Linked DNA regions of Homo sapiens: region 2 is linked to region 1. The links are chromatin loops, found by intact Hi-C in ENCODE. Cell type or tissue: PC-3. All regions are shown on one strand.

Evidence for each region. Hi-C counts contacts between places; a loop is a spot of excess contacts. Peaks named below come from ENCODE experiments on the same cell type or tissue, not always from the same donor. Only the 100,000 strongest peaks of a DNase experiment are listed, where the experiment ranks them.
Region 2: it touches region 1 in a loop (2.4-fold over the local background); 1 of 110 quality-filtered maps calls a loop at or near these places.

The regions. Positions count from the first base shown.
Region 1 is chr3:17,970,147-17,978,146 of GRCh38, forward strand. All of the region lies in intron 1 of BALR6 (B-cell acute lymphoblastic leukemia associated long RNA 6), which reads left to right. Among named protein-coding and RNA genes, the nearest start is that of BALR6, 12 kb to the left of the region's middle. In PC-3, a CTCF peak has its summit at 4,262; no DNase peak of the experiment used is centred here.
Region 2 is chr3:17,911,558-17,919,557 of GRCh38, forward strand. No RefSeq gene overlaps it. Among named protein-coding and RNA genes, the nearest start is that of BALR6, 47 kb to the right of the region's middle. In PC-3, no CTCF peak of the experiment used is centred here; a DNase peak (open chromatin) is centred at 3,954.

The DNA.
Region 1 (8,000 bases):
GTCTACCCCACAGTGGCACCACAAAGCTCTGCCTGACAGTATGTTCAAGGTATGCCAAGCATGCCCAATAATATCTATAGATAGATAGGATTTCATTAGAATTTGAACTGCCTGAAGGAAAGGGCAAGACTTGGCAGCCTGTTCATTACAATAAAGATTTATGGACGACCAACTCAGAAAATTCAGAGAGAAATGAGTCCATGTCGAATCTGAAATTGTCCAGCTCTGCTTGAATGTGCTAAATCCTTCTTTATCTCATTCCTGCTCTTTGTGTTTGGCAGATTTAGCTCTATGATTCAATAGAAACTATTCTCTTTTCCTAATATGAAAACTTCATTTTATTCTAAACTCTAATAATTTGAGACTTTTTTCTGTGTTGGGTATAAACAGAAATTACCTTTTCACCACTTGAAAGTTTAATTCCCTAGTTTTAATGAACTCCTTAAAAATAAATTGGCTACATTAGATAAAACTTGTCTTATTTATCTGACAATTTCAAACTGTGCTATTATGGAAATATTGGGGTGTGATTTATAATTTTAATGTCCCTATGCTTATCTCATGGGTATTAATCTATTTGGGATTCATCTGTACAGAAGCCATCTGAAAATTCTTTTATGGAATAAAACTCTCATACTAGAAGTTTTGGGAGGCTTTTAAACCCAACTTCTTTTCTTTTTCTTTTTAGGCAGCAATTCTCCCAGAAATAGTCTATTTTGCCTGACAAAATGTATCCAATCCTGAACTTGAAAAGGTTCCACTCCTATTTGTAACTCAGTGACCCTGAGGCCCAAATTGGTATTGAACTTTCAGAAAAAGCACTCTTGGTTCTTTAATAAGAACTTATTGGTAATTAGCACCCTAGCCCGGGCTTACATTTTGGGTTGTCAAAATAAAAATAAAAATAAAAATAAAGTGACATCTGTTGATCTGGAAAAACCCAAAACTGGATACACACATTTAGCTCTGCATTTTAGAAATTCTTAAGTTAATCCCATTTTAGCGTTCCGGAGAAAGGTGCAATGGAATAAAATGATCCCATGAAATCCTTGTGCTCCATAAGGTGTCTTGAAGTTTGATTGGATATTAACTAAAAGATCATTTTGTTTCTCTTTTATAGCAGGAGTTGTAATGTGTTCATTTTATAACATCTCCGCTGTTTGGAATAAATCACCAAGGACAGATGCTCATCACATTTCAGTTCAATAAAATTCTTTGCAGAGTCTGAACAGATACATGGCTAGTTGCTTTAGGTCTTTGTCCAGGCCATCATTTGTTTGGAAAATCTAATTCACAGAACAAAATAGTGTTACACTAAAGACATTGAAATTAATATTTTGTTTGCTGTTTTGTGTGTTTGTTGTTATTTTTGACAGAGATGTGCCTGTAGGACTTTACCTTCAGTTTCACAACTTCCACCTTTATAAATATCATCCACCACCTCTTCATCTTTTCTTCAGAAACAGCACAGTTAATCTGATTTCCTGCTGTTAGATCTTCTAGTAATACCATTTTAAAGGTTCTCAGCAGAAAAATTTGTCAGTGCTCTTGAAGAAGTGCTAAAGTTCCATGTTCAGTCTTTTCTGTGGCAGTAAATAGGTTTTAAACAAGCAAAACCAAGGCATCCATTTTAAAGTAATATGTGTGTCTTGAAAAACTGTTGGTGAGTTTTGGACATCTTTCATGTGCTGTATAGCACTTCTCTTGTATTTTTTTTAAAAATCAAGAAGACATAATCTACTGAGTTGCCAATATTCATTTTTTAAAGGAGGAGAGATTTGAGCTTAAAAAGTTGTGGCTGTACATCTTTAGCTGATTATTTTCTTGAAGAAGTTTCATGTGGTTTTAAATTATTTATCCAAGAGGGTATGTGATAAACAGTTGAGGCTTTCCATAATGGTGTGCAAGGTAAAAATGTGCATTTTACCAAGCATTCATAAATGCATTTTCCTGCATTTGAAAAAGTTGCACGAGTCCCCTGAGGAAATATTATCTAAGTCTTTGTGTGTGTGTGTGTGTGTGTGTGTGTGTGTGGTGTGTGTATAGTGTGTATGTGTGTGTTTATGGGTGTGTGTGTATGTATGTGTGTATGATATGTATGTGTGTAGTGTGTGGGTATGGTGTGTGTGTGTGGTGTATAGTGTGTGTATTTGTGTGTGTGTGTGTGTGTGAGACAGAAAGAGTAAAGGAGCCATCTGAATGTTGAGTAAATAGATAAACCCCATGGCTAGAATGGTGTTGGGGTGATAATCCTTCCCAAAGGGCAACAGAACATGCTTGCTAACCTGTCATGGTAATTTTCCTTGAAAACGAATCAAGGAAATCCAGGGTGTATAGTAACCATTTGGCTGGGCTAAGGTTCTGACACCATCTGACAGGACCAGAAAAGTGGGAAGTTAGGCCCTTGCCAGTGAATTTTGCTTACTGTTTGTTTATTAACAACCATGTCAGTGCTGGATTTACTTTCAAGCTTTCTCTCTTTCAAAAATGTGTTTCTCACTCTAGAATTGAAAGAGCATTTTTACTGGTGTATACTTTGGTTTTGACAAAAGACTCTGTGGCTGTCAGGTCATTTTAGGGTTAGCTTTTTTTTTTCCCACCCTGAAGTAGGTTTCTGAACTGCAGAGAGAAACCTTTCCCATGCACAAATCCCTAAGTTTATAGTGAGTAGACGAGAGGAAATAAAAATTATGCCCTTTCTTTTATTTAAAGATCACCTTCATGTTGAACCAGCTTTTTACTGCCATTAAATATTTGCTTTCTGGGAGCATTTGTATATATTTTCTTAGCTCTTAACTACCACATTTCTACTCAGTTTTGTATCTGCTAGCCCCAGCATTTACAACCTACGAAAACCTCATAAATCTACTTCATTTTTCTAATAAGACATGAAAGTCCTTAATTGGCCTTAATGAAATGCACTTAAAGGGCAATAAACGTGTTTAAGCCCCTCTTTCAGGGTGAGCTTCAGTACTCTCACTCTACTCTGTTTTAGCCTTTCTGGTAATTAATCATTTATTCATATGTGACGAATCAGTAACAAGATCAAGCAACTACTGCACAATTGCATGATAATAAGCTGCTCATATATGTGTCAAGATTTAGCAATCCTTTTTAAAGCCTAATTTAAAGTCATTTTACAACTAACCAGACTGCTTCTCTGAAGCATTTTTCTCCCAGTATCCTTTTTACATGTTTTCATTTGGATGCCATCTTTTTATTTTGTTTATAGAGCCCAGTCCGCCTTAAATCCACTTATGGCACCAGCGTGAATTTCAGCAATGCAAACATTTACCATTGTTTTTCAGTCTGCTTGGAATTCTCTCTTTGATCCAAAGGGGAGGGGTTTGGGAAGAAGCAAAAGAAGGAAAGAAAAGAATGACTGCATTTATAAATAGAAGACCCAAGAGTCCCTGCCATTTTCGTATGTATTTAAATCCTAAATCTGCAGTGATTTATGGAGACGTGTTAATCATTTGCCTGCACCTTAGCAATCTGAGAATTCCAGCAATTTCCCATGTCACAAATATGCCAATGGTGGGGGTGGGGGTGCTTTTTCTGCAGAGGAATTCTTACTTTCAACACAAGCTCAGATCAAATATCTGAATGCCTGTTTGTGTGTACACAAGTTGGGGATTGAATTTTCCTGGCTTTTTCTGTGCAAGTGTGTGCTCACTGGTAAGGATATATAAAGAAAGATTTTGACCTGCGCGATCACGGTAAACAGAGTTGCTTTGCCCTTACAAAATACATCTTAAGTTGATCCTAATATATGATTGAGCAGTTGTCATCAGGCATAGTCAAGGCAAGGTTATTAGGTCCAAGGAAACAAAAGTAGCTAAAGAGTAGAATCAGAAGTCCTTCTCCACCATATACTAACATATGTAGATCACTTGCAGTTTAATCATTTAGATGTCTTTAATATATGCCTAAATCTAGCAGGTGACAATTTTTTTTTTTAAATAAGAAGAGACTCTGATAAACTCAGTAGAGATGGCACTTGTAAGTAAAAACTTGCCATTGGAATTGGTTTGCTGTCTGAATTTATCTTCTTCTATTATACATTGAAATGAAGCTGTAAATATGTGGGTCCCTCCTCCAGATGCACTTAAACCTTATTAATTCTGATGTGAGGTAAAAAAAAAAAAGGTGAGTCTAAATTGGTGACAGAGGTGAGTAGTACAATATTTGAAAAGAAATGTCACTTTATTACTTTCAAGTACAAAGAACAGCTACTCCACTGTAACCAGGCAGAGGGAGCTCTGGCCAGATTCACTATTACATCTGGAAAATGACCATATGTGACAGGACAATAATTGTCTGTTGGTAGTGAATGTTCCTGAAGTGCTTGAAAATTGTTCCCTTATATAGTTTAAAAATTCTACATGCAATTTAACTGTTTTTCTTTGCAATCCCACTAATGCAAAATTTTTATTTTTTTTTATGTGTAGCCAGTAAAATTCATCACAGTGGACTTAATACATATCTGTTGATTTATGTTGACTCAGCAACATTTGTAAAAATATTTGGTCCTAAATTTTGTTTTAAGTTACTTGGAGACCCATTCCTGAATAGAAGGCGCAAAATTAGATTTAACCAAGGCAGCATTCACAGGGTTATCTCCATAAATGGCTTCCCCTGGAGTTGTGCAGTGTACAACTTGTGCATCCATACATGGTGGCTCTGGTTTTCTGTTTTGTCTGTATACACCTGGCCTTGATAAAGAATATCTATGATAAAGATAAAGAAATATCTATGATTTTCATTGAAACATTATATTTTCTTAATTTTCAAAAGTCATATAGTCTGCTTTATCAGGTACCTCTGAAGGAGATTCTTAATTGTAGCAAGGGTATTTTCTCTTCTTCTTTTTTCTTTTCTTTTTTTTTCTTTCTTTTCTTTTTTCTTTTTTTTTTTTTCTGAGACAGAGTCTCTCTCTGTCACCCAGGCTGGAGTGCAATGGTGTGATCTTGGTTAACTGCAACCTCTGCCTCCCAGGTTCAAGTGACTCTTCTGCCTCAGCCTCCCAAGTAGCTGAGAATACAGGTGTGTGCCACCACACCTGGCTAATTTTTGTATTTTCAGTAGAGATAGGGTTTCACCATGTTGGCCAGGCTGGTTTTGAATTCCTGACCTCAGGTGATCCACTTACCCAAAGTGCTGGGATTACAGGCGTGAGCCACAGCGCCTGGCTGAATTATGTCATTATTCTATTTTGTTTTGTGACAAAATGAAATGTTACTTTACTTATGACAGAATTCCTCAGCTCAAAGAACTTTTACGAAAAAAGTAAAGTGATGAGCCCTGAGTAAAATTTTTTTTAAAAGGCCTAGTTACTCAAGCTCCATTAATCAGCTGATTTAAATAATTTTAGAGAGAGAAAAACACAACTTTAGAATATGAAAGCTGGACTCTTTATTGGGCTTAGGATTTTAAGATGGAGTACTATAGCCTTGGCCCTCTGACTAGCATCTCCCCTAGAATTTTGCAGAAATAATCACAATATGTAAAAATAATCAAAATGTGTAAAAATAATTGCAATAAGATGATAATTTAGCAGTAAAAGGAAAATTCCAGACCCAGTTTAATCAGTTAAAGTGTCTCTCTGGTTCTTCTGATTTGTTGTTCATTTATGCTGGGCAGCTGGACAATAGGATTTTGCATGGGCCACAAACAATGAAATAAAACAGCAAGATGTACTGTATTTTACTGAAACATACAATAAAGGGCAGCAGGGGACTAGTCAAAGCCCAATATTCAAAGACTAATTTTTTATCTCTACTTTATTTCCTAAACCAAAATGTTTTTGGTTATAAATATTGGATGAAAGCAAAATGTACCACATTTGCTAACATGGAGGCAATACCTAAACCTACTTTTTATAAGAATTAAATTAATATCATGTAAGTAGTTTTATAGTTTTAGCATTTTATTATTATTTATGTTCTAACTGCTCTGCATAAATAGAACTGTTTCTTGCTTCTTTTTTGTTTTTACTACTAATAAAAAGTAATAGGTATAATAATTCAGGGACTGTTTGCATTTCAAGGCATTTTCTGTTTGGTCTTGGTGGCCTGTGGAAGGAGACATACCCCAAACCAGAGTGTAAGAAGCTTTAATAACAAACGTAGGAAGCACTTCTACGGAGCATTAGATGTTTAGGCAAGGATGTCTAAAACAAACATGGACAAATCAAGGCTTTAAAATTGTTCAACAAAAGCCAGCCCAACTAATGATTGCATTGTGTGAGCAGAAATAGATATATGTTAACTCCCAGCTTCGTTCATGTATGTCTGGCAATTGCAGAACATCCATATATTTATTAATAAATATCTTCCCTATTTACCTGCTGATTTCTCGGAACACTTAAGAAAGAGAAGAAAATAGCTTTATTTGTGACGGGCAGGAAGGCGATTTTTAACCACAACAACCGTGCTTTCTTATATTTTCTTAAAAAAGCCTTTTCAGAAGTAAGAAGTAACAGGAGATACTTAAGTGGAAATCAGAAAATTGAAATCATTTCCTTGTGAAAGTCAGAGGTTTGTGATTTCTTGAGGAAATTATGTAGAAATTCATGCTTGGAAATCTGGAAAACTGGACTAGTAGCTAAGACCATGTTCCTTGTGTGGACAGATCTAGGGCTATATTTTAATGCCCTTATGCCTCAAATCCCTTACTCCTATCACTTCTTAAGTATGTAGACAGCACAAACAACCCCTGCAATGCAGGTGCCTCCTAGCTTCTTCTCTCCCAAAGAAAAGAACACAAACTTACTTTTTTCCCCAGAGAGATTTTTGTGTTATAGTTAAGAGAGTTACATAAGTGTACAGTGGGAGGCTATGCAACCATCCAAAGGAATACTCATCAAGGATTTTTAGTTACATGGAAAATACTGATCCTATGATCAGAAGGGAAATATATAGCATGCAAAGGTATATCCTTCGTGAGATCTCAGATAGAGAAAATGCATTGTAGAAAGACTAAATGAAATATACTAAAATATCAACAAAAATGGTTTTCTAGATGGCAGGATTATGGGTGATTTTTGTTATTTTATATCTTATGCATGGATTATGAAATGAAACTAATAGAAACTGTAAGAAAATAAACATAATGATAAAAATGAGAATTTAGAGTCTATTTTTAATGAATTATACACTATGTTAAGTTTTTATATACGTTTACAGATGAGGATACTAAATCTTAGAGGAGACATGACAAAATAATTTTACCCAAGGTCATACAGTTAGTAAACAGCAGTTAGAATTCAAATCCAGGATTTGTTCCAGGGCCTCATTTCCAACCACTGCATGGAGCTACCTTTCTGTTCTTCACGCACACTTTATGTATAAATAAACCATTGGAAGGTGTCATGAATTCTTTGCTAAAAGAGGCAGCTGTGTGGCTACTTCTCACATCATTCAGGAGCCTGGAATCTACTCTTTTCCTTTCACAAGGACTGTCACTTTTGGTGATTCTCTTTTTCTTTCTAAATGAAAGGCTCAATTTTTGTTCAAACCAAACCAAATGAGCAGGGCTTCTCAACACTGTCCTTCCAGGTTGTAACAGCTCCAGCCATTGACTTGAGCTTAACTTTTAGAAGCAACTTTGGCATGTTTTTGAAGGCAGAGTTTTCCCCAAGCTCTTGTGCTAACTTTTCGGACATGTTTACATCCTAACACCACTCCCGTTATCCCACAGTAAATATTAAGCCTGAGTCCTTCTAATTCATACCAGGCTTGTCATTCTTGCTGTAAAACTTGAAAAGCATCAAACCTAATCCCTTCAGAAAGAGGCCTGTTTTTACTTATGTCTCTTATTCTATGCATACTTTTATTAATCTCAACTTTCTTTGGAGCAACCTCTTTCAGACTAGGAATTCTAATACAAACACATTATCAGTTAAAATTTTCTGAGATTTTCATTTTGCTTCAGGAAAAAAAATTCTCTTTGGTGGTGTCCTAGGATCATCTGAATTAAGGTCAGAGGGCAACTCTGTA
Region 2 (8,000 bases), 59 kb before region 1:
AAGTGTCCCAGCTCACCTCGTTTCTGAGCAGGCACATCTAGCGATCTTAATGCTCAGCATACAGGGATGCTATGAAAATCAAATTGTTTTAGTTATAAGTCCCTGTGCTCCCTCTTCCACCCTCCCAAAGAAAAAAATGGCAAGCAACGAATGCAAATAATTTTTCAAATCGATTGTTTTATGAAAATGCCTGTTTTTATTGTATCTTTTTTAAGGACTAGAGAATCACATAAATGACAATTCCAGAAACCATAGATTTATGACTTTTTTACTTTCCAAATATGTTGGCACGGAGTTAAAAAATATAAAATTTTGTAATTTCGGGAAGAGAATAATGTACTTTTTTATTAAAATGGAAATGACACACTGCTGCATATCTAAGTTGATTTAGTGTTTTTATTAGTTATATAACTGTTTTAATACCTCACTAACTATTGCATTCTCCCTTAAGGTTTCCATTGTTCACATACCCTAGAAACAAATTGATAATTCTGAAAAAATAAAGTATTTCTTGGTTGTTTGCTAACAGCAGAATAGCAATCAGTCACCACAGGGTTACTACAATGGGCATCATTATATCTGGATCCTTATCAATTTCACTATACGGGTAAGTATTATTGCTGTATACCGGAACTCCTTTGGTGTTATTGCTTAATTTTAATTGTGATTGTAAAATGTGAACAATGTGGATCTTTAAACCACAATTAAACACCTGCTATACTTGTTGTCTGTTGGCATTTAAAGATATATTGAGTATTTAAAAACTGCTGATTCAGATATTACATTGAGCATAAAAATAGATTTAATTTGAGAGCAAATGTTTGCTTAAGGAGGAAGTTACAGGAAAGTTTTCGGAAGTCAGATAGGTGAGTCCAAATTAAAGTCTGATAGGAAGACAGACCCGACAGAAAGTGTAATCATTTCGCAGTCTGCTCTTCTGCCTCCTCCTGCCGGGTCTCATGCCAATTTCTTTCAGCAGTGGGAATCTGACTCTTTGTCCCACTGACAACTTGTTAATGAAGAACCTCCCTACAGGAAGCACCTGCCCGATGTTGATGAGATATTAATAGGAGAAATAACAGAGTTACAGAGGCGCAGGGGAGTGTAGTGGGGAGAAGGGGTAATGATATCTGATTTCAGCCCCAGGTCCCAACCCAAATCAAATGTGAAAAATAGATGTCCTGGACTTGGGGGCTTAAATCCTGCAGATGAAGGGTGATTTGAAGTTTCCTGAAATCCATATTCAGAGCGAGCATTAGTCCCTGAGCTGTGTCTGCAGTCTGTAAACAGAAGGCTTTCCTTCTTTGCTTTTTTTTCTGATGAGTAGGTGGGTTTCTCTGTCTTTTCCATCATCATAATTAACCATTCACACAGTGCCTGCAAAACATTCTACTAGGTTCTGAGTTTCCAATATCATTTAAAACAGCATCGTTTGCCTAAGCTCAGATATACTTTAGTTTTTTAGGAAAAAAGCATTTCTTGTTTTAATTTCCCAGCAGTGTTTTTATAAACAGTGAAGAAGGGAGTAGTATGGGTGGGACAATGGGGACAATAAAAGAATCTTTCCTTGGAGAAACGGGACCACAGGTTGGATGTGAGGAGCAGGAAAGAATAAAATATACTGGGTTATGTTCATCTAAGTTTAATTTTTTACTTATAAAAAATCAAATCAAAATAGGCTTGCAAATCCCAACTTTCCATTTCAAGTAAACAAATGTGATAGTATGCCAGGGAGCTGCCTCAGCTCGGGAAGAAGGTTTAAACAGTTAAACTTTCTGCAAAGACTGCAAAATATCCAGCTAGGAGGCAAATGCGTGATGAAACATGACAGAGGTGGAACAGGCCTCTTTGTGGGTTAAATCTTGAATAAGGTGCACATGTCAATTCTATATTTATTATGAGAACATATTCAGATGTATTATAAGAATCTGGGCCCCTTTGCTCCTCCCTTAAGGCCTGTCTCAGTGCTGAGATGCATGAATGAGAAACAAACCAGACTTCAAAGAACCTTAAAAAGTAATCCTGAGGTTTAGCGAGTGTCTCTTGAGGACCCAGAAGAGGGAGTTACATGGTGTATCACATTAAAAAGGAATCTAAATCTCTTAATTTTACAAAGACAAACCATTTCCATTCCTTGTGTTTCTGTTGTCATGAGCACAATGGAAATGGCTTCTTCCCTGATCAAAGTCCCTGTAAATTGTGAATCTGAATTGACAGTGAGCAAGACAACCTCCCAGGGAACTTTTTTTCTGTCTTCCAAATCATGCAGCCTGAAGCTGCATCTCCACTTTGGCACATAGGGATGTAAGGGTGGAGGCAGGTGGGGTAGTGAGGAGGAATGGGGCAGGCATTAGAGAGTCAACAGGTGTATTCTTTTTAATAATTATAGATATAACCTAGTTACCATAGAACCAAATTTGAAGAATTGTCCCTCTTGGGTCTCAGTTTAAGGGACCTTTAGATATCATACTTGTGCCCAGTGAAGACACATAGTAGGTGCTCAATTTATAATTTTTTAAATGAGCGAATAGATACAGAGCAGACCCATTGAGTGGATCATGACAAGAACTGATTTATAAAGGAGTTCCAAATAACTGGCCAACCTTGCACAATGATGGGGAAAATAACTACTACCCTTGATTATGAAGGCATATTAGTTAAGGTACCATCAGCTGCTATACCAGACAAAGGTAGCATTAACCACTATTACAGACAAACCCCCAAATCTCAATGGCCCAATCCCACGTGAATGTGGCCAAAACCCACAGATTCAGGGGTTTTGGGTTCTCTAGTTTGTGGTTCCTTCATCTTCAACACATGGCTTCTGAGGCTGCTGGAGGAGGAGAATGATATGAATGACTAGGCATAGAGAGGTTTATGGTGCCAGTCAGGAGGTGAAACATGTATCTCTCCTATTCACATTCCATTATTCAGATATCATAAATATAAACTAGCCCAGGACAATGAGAAAACAGCTTTGGTGAAAAGAGGAGAACTGTTCAAATGTGGGATAGAAGTAACCATTGCGTTAGGAGGCACACCCTGCCTCTTCCACCTGCTGAAGGAAAACATGCTGAATGGCTTGGATGACCTTTGGAATGGATGGGAACATAAGAACTTTTCTGCTCATGGCATAAAATTGAAAAGGGCCATGGTATCTCAGACTCAAAGCAGGAGGAGGCACCGGAGTTCTGTTTGGAATGGAGGGGTGCTTTCGTTTGGAAATTGCCTTGGACCTAAGTGGGTAATGCTTTTAAATAAGTTCACAATCTCTACGATGATCAGTAGAGTGGTAATCAGAATAAACTGTTAATATATTCCTAGAAACCAAATCACCTGTGTGCCGAGGACTGGCCTTTCTTTAATCATACATATACATATATATACATTAATAAATTTATTTATATATAAATATATATGACATATACTTATGGAATATATATTTATATCTATATTTATATATACTAATATGTAATATATATTATGGACTATATATTTTATATGTTTATGTAAATATATATAAATATATAGGAACTTATATATATTTATATATATAAACTCAATGAAACACATGATACACAAGCTGCCTTTATGTCACAATCCCATGTGATTTATTGATACAGTAGTCCCCCTGCATCCATAGAGGATACATTCCAAGACTCCCAGTGGATGCCTGAAACTGCAAATAGTACTGAATCCTATATGTACTATGTTGTTTCCTATACATACTTTGATAAAGTTTAATTTATACATTAGGCACAGTAAGAGATTAACAACAACTAGTAATAAAGTAGAAAAATTATAACAATATACTATAATAAATATTACGTGAATGTGGTCTATCTCAAATATATTATTGTACTATCCTTGCCTTCTTTTGTGATCTGTCAGTCTGATAACTGAGCCAGCTACTGAGTGACTCAGCTATGAAGGCGGGTGGCATATACAGTGTGGACACACTGGAGAAAGGGATGCTTCATGTCCAGGTTGGGGCAGAGTAGAATGGTGTAAGATTTCATCATGCTACTCAGAATGGCATGCAATTTAAAACGTATGAATTGCTTATTTCTGGAATTTTGCATATAATATATTTGGACTCATGGCACTTTATCATGAGTAGCTGAAACCTCAGTGAGTGAAACCACGGATAAGGGGGCACTGCTGTATATTCTTATACCCCTCTGAAAAAATAATTAGGCATTTTATGTTTCTTGTATGAATGGCTTGTCTCAGAATGCTGAGAGAGAAAGGTGAGAGAGAGAGAGAAAGAGAAAGAGAGGGAATTTGTCTAAGGGGCTTTCTAGTGCACTTCTTAGGCTAGTGTGGAAACAGAAAAATAAAGTGGTCCATCAGCAGGGACAGTTTGGGACACATTGCTTTAGATCAGTGTCTTAATGTCTACAAGGTGGGTTGTTGTGAGAATGAAGTGGTAATTATATCCGATACTATAAATTGCTCTACAAATGGCATTTTTGCCATTGGTGTGTTCATCGCACTGATACACTCCCAGGAAGACTCTGCCTTTTTTGCCTCTCCAGAATGTTTGAGAAAAAGGTAGAGCAGGAGGATGCACACCAGAGTGTGTTTTTCAGAACCGCGATTTCCTGTCCCAAAGGGTTTGGCCTGTGTTCTGATCCATCTGTGGTCCAGAAGTTTACTGGCTGTTTAGCCTTGCCATAGGCAGTAACGGTAGGTGGTCCCTGAAGGATGTCCTCCTCACTGCCCTCCTGTTTCCAACTCTCTTGTTTTATTTGTCTTTAATATCCCCATGTGGAATGTTTTTGACCAAAATGATCAAAGTGATATTTCAGAAACTCAGTCTGCATGCATGTACAAGATGAATTGGATTAGGGAAAGCACAAGGAACTCCCAGGATAGCTAGCTGTTTTGATTGTCCAACCAATCATTTTATGAACTCGGTGACTGACATCACCTGGACCTTGGTATTATCAGAGTTTCCTGAATAAGGATCCTAATGCTATAAGCCCTTGTTACCCATTCCACCAGTAAGGGTGCCAGAATACTGTAGGGACATCCATTGAACTCCCAGGTATAGTCAAAGAAAAAGTCCTTTCACTACTTACCAGAAGAATGGCAAAGGGTTTGTTGACAAGAACTAAGCTCCTAATAAGGAATAAACTATATGCAGGTTTTGAACAGTTAGCTTCCATATTTTGCTAAAATTATGGATAAAGGTATCATTTTATGAGTCTGAGCCAGAAGAGAAGTGTTAGATACACTAACACAGGCAGAGAAAAAGTGACACTCCTATCCAGATTAGAATAGGAGTCCTTTTCTTCAAGCCCACCTTTGCTGCTGCACAGCTTTCTAGCCACTCTCCATTACAAAGCGCTGTTTAACACTCACTAGTGCTGTTTGTCAAGTAGTTATTGGGCACCTATTATGTGTCAGTCACCATGTTGGACACAGAGAATGCATAGAGTACTGAGATATAAACACATCTCAGTCTTGAATTGGCCACCTTGGTCAAAGTGCAGATCAAGTAATTGATGTCTGAAGTGGATAAACCAAAAGATCTGCTAACTTGTCTGCAGAATCTCTAAGCTATCCCCTTATATCTGGTTAGGCCACCCAAATGCTACATATCAGGACATTGTGTTATATGATATAATATTATGGCCTTAGCTTTTAGTAAGCAATTAAAAATACAGAAATATAAAGAGCATAAATTCAAGTTTTGTAACACCCGTGTTAAAGGCTTTGACCTATCTAGTGTCCTTATATAAGGGTTTGTAAAATAAATTCTTCATATAATTCAGTGCTAGTGAAACATTTCTCTCTTCTGGTATGTTTCCTTATTAGAAAATAAGGTTTGGGTAAGTTGTAAAATTTTCCTTCTAGCTTTGGCTACCAGGATGCTTAGTGCTAGGTTTCCAGTACAGGACCACATCTTCTTCACTTTTTGACACCACTTATTTCTATTAAAAATACCTTTTTGGGGATTATCTTTTACTTTAATCCACCTCAAATTCTTAAATAAACCTTGAAATAGTATAACATACACACAGATTCTATTACAGTTTTTGTTCTTTATAGAGCAAATTCTTTTATGACAGAAAAACAAAAATAAAACCCCAGGAGAATCAGTTCTCCATTGCAGCTCTCTTTTAGGATCCTTCCCTAAGTGTGGTGGTTGGGATTTTACAGATCTCAGTTGTTTGAGGTAGCAGAAGAAAGTATCTTCTGGGCTAAATGCTGATTGTAGCAATCTTTGCCTTACCCTAAAGCCCATTCCTTATAGGCTGATTTGTCCTAAAAGAACCGTGTCCTCCTGCAGCTCTGGGGCTCAGCCAGGTTCAGCCAGCTGAACTGTAGCTTTCCTGTGTAACTGTTTCATGGCTGGACCTGTGTGTTAAACTGTTATATTACCTCATAACTGTTTCCTGATTAACAATAACATTTTTTCCTTTAGTTACATTCATTCCTTTATCTAGGTATCATTATTGTGTTCCCAGTATGTATCAAACATCTCTAGATGGTAGAAATTTGTAGCTGAGGAAGGAAATGTTGAAGTTTTTGAACTGACCTGGTCATATCCTTGAGAAGCCTGCAGTCCGGGGAAGGAGGGAAACACAAGTGCCATGATCCTTTTCTATCATGAGGGTGACATTCCTGGGAAATAACAAAACATGGACCAAAACAAACAAACAAACAAACAAAAAACCCACTTCTCCTCCATAATAGAATTTGGAGGAGCCAAAAACCATGACTTTATGGGCACTATAGAGTTGGGGATCAGGATTGAGAGAATCTATGAAAGCATCTGTAAATTACACAAATTAAAATGAGAATATTGTTAAGAAAAATTCTCCAAAGCTTGTAAATAAGGCATGTCCTTTCAATGTCTTACAAGGGCATTGTCTAACGAGGCCACCTAAGGGTAATTAATTATATTGGGGGATGTACCTTTGCTTGATTTTGCTATTTACTATTAATTATGGGCTCAAGCTCTGTGAAGTTATGTGTTAACTTGGAGATTTTGTATGGCAGAGATGCAAATAATTTCTGTCCAGTAGCAAAGATAACCCCAAAGGTTATGGCTTTTACTGCCCTGTGGAACATTAATCAGTTTTGTATCCAATCTAGCAATATAATTCTAACGTTTCTTTTTAAATGCCTATAAATACCCCATTCCTCAAAATGCTATCTGAAGTAGATTTTTCATACTGCCTCCCTCATTAATGAGTTAATAAATCTTTGACAGGTGTTCATTTTATGTTTGTATGAGAGTCATGTTTTCAACTATAAAAATTATACTTTGACCTTATGTATAGCATTTTACACACCTTACATTATTAGTGCAAAATCAATTTCCATTCACCATCCTTGCTTAATAGAAAACTTGCAGACTCTCCACTGCAGTTTTAATGAGACTGTGGAAACTTGTTTGCTTTGTTGCAGGTGTATTGAAGGAACAAGTCATCCCGCATATAGTCTCCTATTGGAGAGTTCAACAGTTTTGCCTTTTTATGTTTTTAACTTTTGATTCCATCTTGGGGGTCCCATCATGGTCCACAGCACAAAGATGCCTGATGAGGGGAAAGCTTTGAAGATTCCTTATTTAATCCACTCGGCTCGCTGTGGCAGATAATTTCTCCGACACTCTTTCTGATACCCCTGCCCAAATAACTCCATGTCAGAACCCATAAGGAGACAGCAGGACCCTTCCATTGAGGTGCTCTATCTTACACATTTGATTTAGCTCCGTCTTCTGTCCTTCCAACTGTTAATAGTTAATTAGCAAATACTTATTGTGTGCCTGACAGGAACTTTCCACTAGAGTGTTAGCAACAACAACTACAGAACAACAACAATAAATATTTATTGAGTGCCTATTATGTGCCAGGCATGATTCTAACCACTTTATGTTACTAACTTAGACAAAGAATTTCCCTGTGAGAACTGAAATCATATACAGTCACACGATTTACTAGGATTAAAAACTAAGACTGCATTAACAAGAATTTACTAGTCCAGAA